2 separate regions of the Homo sapiens genome follow, and region 1 is linked to region 2. The links are chromatin contacts, found by Hi-C or POLR2A ChIA-PET in ENCODE. All regions are on one chromosome and are shown on one strand. Each heading gives the region's core, a stretch centred on a gene start or an enhancer-like site at or near the end of the contact. The rest is flanking DNA. Distances are from core to core; before and after follow the strand shown. Region 1 overlaps NECTIN1-DT (NECTIN1 divergent transcript). Region 2 has its middle 50 kb from the start of NECTIN1-DT.

Region 1 (2,700 bases), core at 82-2,581, 40 kb after region 2:
CCGCCTCCAGGAGGCCCCGCAGGGTCCCAGGCGCCCAGGGTACCTGGAGGCGAGGTGGGGAGGCGGAGAGGAGGTGGGGGCAGCATTCCCGCAGTCTCATTCATTCGTGCATTTGTCCATGCCCACTAAATTGGACAGTCGGACAGAGGGACAGGTGCACATCCTTCTCTTGAAGGTCTAAATGCCCAAACCTCAGAGAGACTAGAGAGATACCCCACAGGAAAAGTGAATCCAAGGTCATCTATGGCAAAGGCCAAGCGAGAGGTATACCCGGTGCGCTAAGTTCAGAAACAACCGTGGAATTCGACAGCACAGAACCCCGAGATGGGTTATCTTGACCATTCTGCGCCAGACCAATCAGATGGGGGAGAGTCATTCATTCCCGCCAGTGCCAGGCCCTGGGCTGGACTTCAGACACTCAATTGTGACCTGTCCTCAGGGAGTTTATGGACTAGTGGGGGAAAGACATCAGGCAGATAACTACACAAATAATTCCCTAGCTACAGCTGTCTTGCACGTGCACAGGTGTAGAAAAAGGGGAGAAGAGTCAACCCTCGCCCTGGGTTACCTGCTCCAGCCCTAACTAGGGTTGGAAGTAGGGGTGTTTGCCTTATGAAGAACATAAATCACTTCCTCTTAGTTCAAAATTGAAATAAAAGCAGTAGTCTAACATCTGAGGCACAGTCAAGGCAAGACTGACCATTTTTCGGGGGTAAACTGGGGACCACAGGAAAAGAGCCTGGAGACAAAGCGCTTAATTCTATGTGCGGGGCATGGTGCATGGTTACTCCTTTAATCTTCGGTCCACCCTGTGGAGCGGATGTTAAGCCTACTTTACAGAGCAGGACATTGAGGCCCAGGGAAGTAAGAGACTGGCCCAGAGTGCCAAGAGCCAGTTTATGACAGAGCTGGGACTGGACCCCATAACCGCCTCAGGCCCAAGTCCCATACCTCTTCTGCTATAACAGCCTGCCTCTAGGACCACGTCTGGATGCCCTGCTAGGGCCAGAGCAGTAGGGTGGAGGGAGATCAGAAAGAGAAAGGGGCTGGGCAGGTGAAGAAGCCTCCAGATTGGGGCCCTCATCACCACTCCCAGCTCATCACAGCCAGCCCTTTCTCTGCATCTCCTGACCAAAGCACCACCCGCTTAACATTCTGCTCAGTTTCCTCTGTACTCCGACTCCAAATGTTTATCAACACATGCTGTAATGTAATCAGCTCCTGGGAAAATACACACCAGGTAATGGATGCTGATAAGAGTGTCAAACAGATGTCCCCTCCCTGCCCCTCCCTCCCAGCCAGAGCTGGCACACCCAGGAGGCTGGGGAGGCATCTCTTGCCACACCACCCCTCCAGCCCTGGCAGCCGAGGCATTCCTCCAGAAGCTGCCCAGGCAGGCAACAGGGCCTGACCCTGTGGGGCCCAGCATTGTACCAGGCATTGTGCCGTGGACTTTACACACCTCACAGTAGCACTATAAGTTTGGTGTTACTATTCCCATTTTGCAGATAGAGAAACTAAGCCACAAAATAATGATGAAACCAGAGTGAAGCAGCAGCATCAGAAGTAGATTAAGGGGCCATCACTCCACTTCTCCATTCATCATCAGGCAACCTCCCCACTGAACATGGCCCTTTGAAGGAAGCTGCCCTCATTACCTTTCTAAGTTGTTGGATCTAAGGCCCCAGCCTGTATGGACTTGGCAAGTCAGGTGGAGGAAGGCTTGCAACATGTTCCTCATTTCTGGCCCAGCCAGGTAGGAGACAGGGTCCTGAACCTGTCCTGAAGGCTCAAGCAGAAGAGGGAGGCTCCCACTAGGCATGTGGGAGTAGAAGGGGATCCAAGGGAAAGGGAGAGCCTTCTTTGTCCTTTTCTCCTCCCTTTTCCTCAAGGGGCTTAAGGACCCACACGTGGACCTAGACAGAGGGGAGAGAAAGTGCACAGAGTTGAGGACAGCCCTGATGGAACAGGATCCCCCCACCCTCAGGACCTTCCAGGACCAGCTGTCTGAGGCTGGGCAGTCCTAAAGGAAATCGGTATTTGCTTTTCCCTCCAACGCAGTCAATTGCTCCTTTCATCTGGCAGGGAGTTGTAAATGAGAATTTATGGGATTTCTAATGATGGCGGTTTCCCTTTATCAGCCTCCAATTCCCACTTCTCAGCTGGGGTTGACTCAGGGAAATGTTTTGACCAGGAATCAAGAATCTAGCAGGCCCCTGCCCTGGCTGCTGCTTTCTGTAGTGAGGGCTGGAAGTTGTCAAATAGGCATGGGAAGCTCACTACCAAGAAGTCAGATCTGAGTTTCAGGCCGCCTCCCAGATGGCGAACTTCACCCCTCTAGCTTCTGTTTCTTCAACCATAAACCTGGGGTAATAATGCCTGCTCCACCCACCCGTCTCACAGGGCTGCTGCGAGGATCAAATGAGATTACAGGCCTGAAAGCCCTTTGAAAAATATGAAGCAATCATCCACCCTGGTTTTGCTATTATTATTATTGCGGTGGTGATTGTGTGTAGGTGCAAATGGGAAAACACATTATGGCAACCTGCACGTCTTTGAGAGTGAGCTTGTTTGTGTACACGGAAGTGTATGTGTCAGTTTGCGGAAGAGTCGAGCTCTTGTGTGTGCACCTGGGTTTAAAAGAATGTATGGGGCAATGTGTGTGCATCTATGAGTGTATCAGTACATGTGCACATATTA
Region 2 (2,700 bases), core at 144-2,643:
CCATGCCTGGGTCAGACGAGCAACTATCCCCAGACCAGGCAGCCCCATCTGGTAAGATTCACTCATCTCCCTTTCTGTGAACATGTTAATCCAACAAGGGGTGGATCCTGGGTCCCATTCCCTTGAAGCACCCCCATGCCCAGTGATGGCAAACCTGAGATACCTTGGCAAGGGCCTGGACACCCGCGGGGAGAACAGCTTGTTTCCAACCGGCCCAGGGAGGTCACTCAATGAGTTTTAAGGAACTCCAGCTGGGGTGACAGAGTGAGACCCTGTCAGAAAGAAAGAGAGAGAGAGACCCTGTAAGAAAGAAAGAAAAGAAAGAAAGAAAGAAAGAAAGAAAAGAAAGAAAGAAAAGAAAGAAGAAAAAGAGAAAAAGAAAAAGGAAAGAAAGAAAGGAAAGAAAGATGAAAGAAAAAGAAAGAGAAAAGAAAAAGAGAGAAAAAGAAAGGAAAGAAAAAGGAAAGAAAGATGAAAGAAAGAAAACAAAGAAAGAAAAAGAAAGGGAGGGAGGGAAGGAAGGAAGGAAAAAGGAAAGAGAGAGAAAAGAAATCAGACTAGAGCAATCTGTCAAGTTCAGATCATAGAGGGTCTTATATGCTGGGCCAAGGGGTTAGGTTTTGGACTGGAGCAGTGGCTGATGGGAGCTGGGCTTTAGAAAATCATCCTGACAGCAGCAGGTGACATGCACAGGTATGGGCAATTGGAGGGGCTCCTAGCAGCTAGGGGAAAGCTCAGCCAGAGGTCAGAGCCAGGCGGAGGCAGCAGGACTGGAAAGGAGGCAGTAGGTGGGAGGGATTATGCGGGAGGTGGAACCCTCAGATTTTGGCCACTGACCAGAAATGAGAAGTGAGGAGGAGGAAAAAGCTTGGAGGCCTGGAAAAGTTTCCAGCTTTCCCTCCCCAGCACAGACTCAGGAAACCACACACATGGAGTCTCAAAACACCATGAGACTGTGTCTACCCAACACAAAACACCTGGGAATCCCAACATTCAGAAAGGCCCCAGATGCCATGTCTCCAAATATCGGGATAGCCATTCTGCTTTTTATCTAGATGCTTGCAAAGGTCATGGGAGTAATGGAGCTTCCTTGCCCCCCAGCCCCTGCCTCCAGGGTCCCCCCATGCCACTCTGCAGGGAGGCAGCAAAGAGCTGATGTGCAGGCAAAGGGGAGACCAAGCCCCTGCTCTCATCAGAGGCTTCGCCGGTATTTTTAGTGCCGCAATCAAGAGCAGGGCCCGCCTCTGGATCGGCTCAGGCAGTCGGGGCCGGGCAGGACTGTTAAAAATGGAACGGCACATACTGCAATCAGTGGTGGCAGGCGAGGGGCACCCGGCAGGGCAGCAGCTGTGGCATCTGAAGCTCTTGGCCCTGGAGTCTGGAGGGGACTTGGGGGAGCAGCCTCTGCATAGCATGCTGGGCTTCCATAGCCCTGATGCCCTGGCACTGCTTCTACCCCTGCCCTTTACACTGCCAGAGTTCCCACCCCTTGCAATGCACACCCACCCTTTCCCCGCAGACCTCTCTGAGATAGTCAACTCCAGAGCTCGGGTGCCTCGGGTGAGAGGGGGAGGGAGCACAGGCCAGTGATGTCAGGATGGAGTGCGGCGGGGGCTGGATAGAGTGAGACCCCACTTCCCTGTTCTGGTGGGAAGCAGAGCTGCCCTGAGTGCCCCTGCCAGAACTATGTCCCTCCCGGGGCAGGAAGGCACAGTCAGCGTCCCAGGACACCAGCAAGCTTATCACGCTAAGACCCAGGAGGCCCGGGTTTTGAGCCATTTCTGCCACTCTGTGACAGCTCTGGGGCCTCAGGCAAGTCACTTTCCCTCTCTGGCCTCCATCATGTTATCTGTAAAATGACAAGGCTGAAGTGCAGCACAGACATGACCGATTCTCTGCGCCAACAGCAAGCTGAGTGCAGGGTGACAGATACTTCTGAGGCCTGCTCACAGCCCACCCCACCAGCCCACAACAGAGAACGTCCAGTGATGGGCAGAGCTTGGGCCTGCAAGGGGGTCTGCCCTCACTGCCCCCTTCCAGAGCAGGAGCCCCTGGACAATCTCCAGAGGAGGGACGGGATGGGATGGTTCTGTCTTCATCACCCAGCCCTTCCAGGAGCTGAGAGGGCTCTGTGGGGTGAAAAGAGGACAAGAAAATGGGTAGGGATCACTCCAGGACACTGAGTGACCACAGAGGAAGGGACTGGAAATGCCGAGCCTCATTTTACAAGCGCTGGAGCTACAGTAGAGCAGACAGGGCACAAGGTGACCCAGCCAGATCTGGGCCTGCTCGGAGGCACGCACAGGACTTCTGAAGGCAGGAGCCACATCAGCTTTTTTGATCCTACCCTTGGAACCTGGATCCTTCAAGTGCCCTTCCCACAGAGGCCTCAGGGTCCCAATTCACCCCAGTGGAGCCCTCAGCCTCCCAGGCAGGCTGCCTGCAGGAAGGAGGAGGCTGGTGGTGTTTATTGAATTTGTGTACCAGCATAAATCTGTGTCGACCTGCCTCAGAACGGTGCTCAGACGACAGATGTGCTATCTTGGGAAGCATGTGTCCCTGTCTGTCCCAGAACCTTTCTACTCCCCCGGCAAGACAGATTCAGGTGTGAATCTGCCCGGGCACCACCTGAGCACCTCATGTGAGGAGGCGCCTTGAGAGGTCATTCCTTTCATCCCCTGGCGTCACTCCCCTGGCCAC

Evidence for each region. Hi-C counts contacts between places; a loop is a spot of excess contacts on that map. ChIA-PET counts read pairs that join two places held with the same protein, here RNA polymerase II (POLR2A). Pooled maps may share reads with other maps.
Region 1: a pooled map of heart left ventricle shows a loop between it and region 2 (5-fold over the local background). The contact joins two enhancer-like sites. A Hi-C loop is called at or near these places in 1 of 168 maps with a recorded cell type or tissue (pancreas), 1 of 37 single-sample maps with no recorded cell type and 3 of 50 pooled maps. POLR2A ChIA-PET finds 5 or more read pairs at or near these places in 2 of 52 experiments (K562 and SK-N-SH).

Annotation. Positions count from the first base shown.
Region 1 is chr11:119,738,747-119,741,446 of GRCh38, reverse strand. It overlaps NECTIN1-DT (NECTIN1 divergent transcript), which reads right to left. Exons shown (of 4, transcript NR_120587.1): 4 at 1,824-1,916. Among named protein-coding and RNA genes, the nearest start is that of NECTIN1-DT, 11 kb to the right of the region's middle. Within about 2 kb of position 1,331, at least 5 of the 41 ENCODE cell types and tissues checked have a DNase peak (open chromatin) inside an H3K27ac peak, as active enhancers do.
Region 2 is chr11:119,778,540-119,781,239 of GRCh38, reverse strand. No RefSeq gene overlaps it. Among named protein-coding and RNA genes, the nearest start is that of NECTIN1-DT, 50 kb to the right of the region's middle. Within about 2 kb of position 1,393, at least 4 of the 41 ENCODE cell types and tissues checked have a DNase peak (open chromatin) inside an H3K27ac peak, as active enhancers do.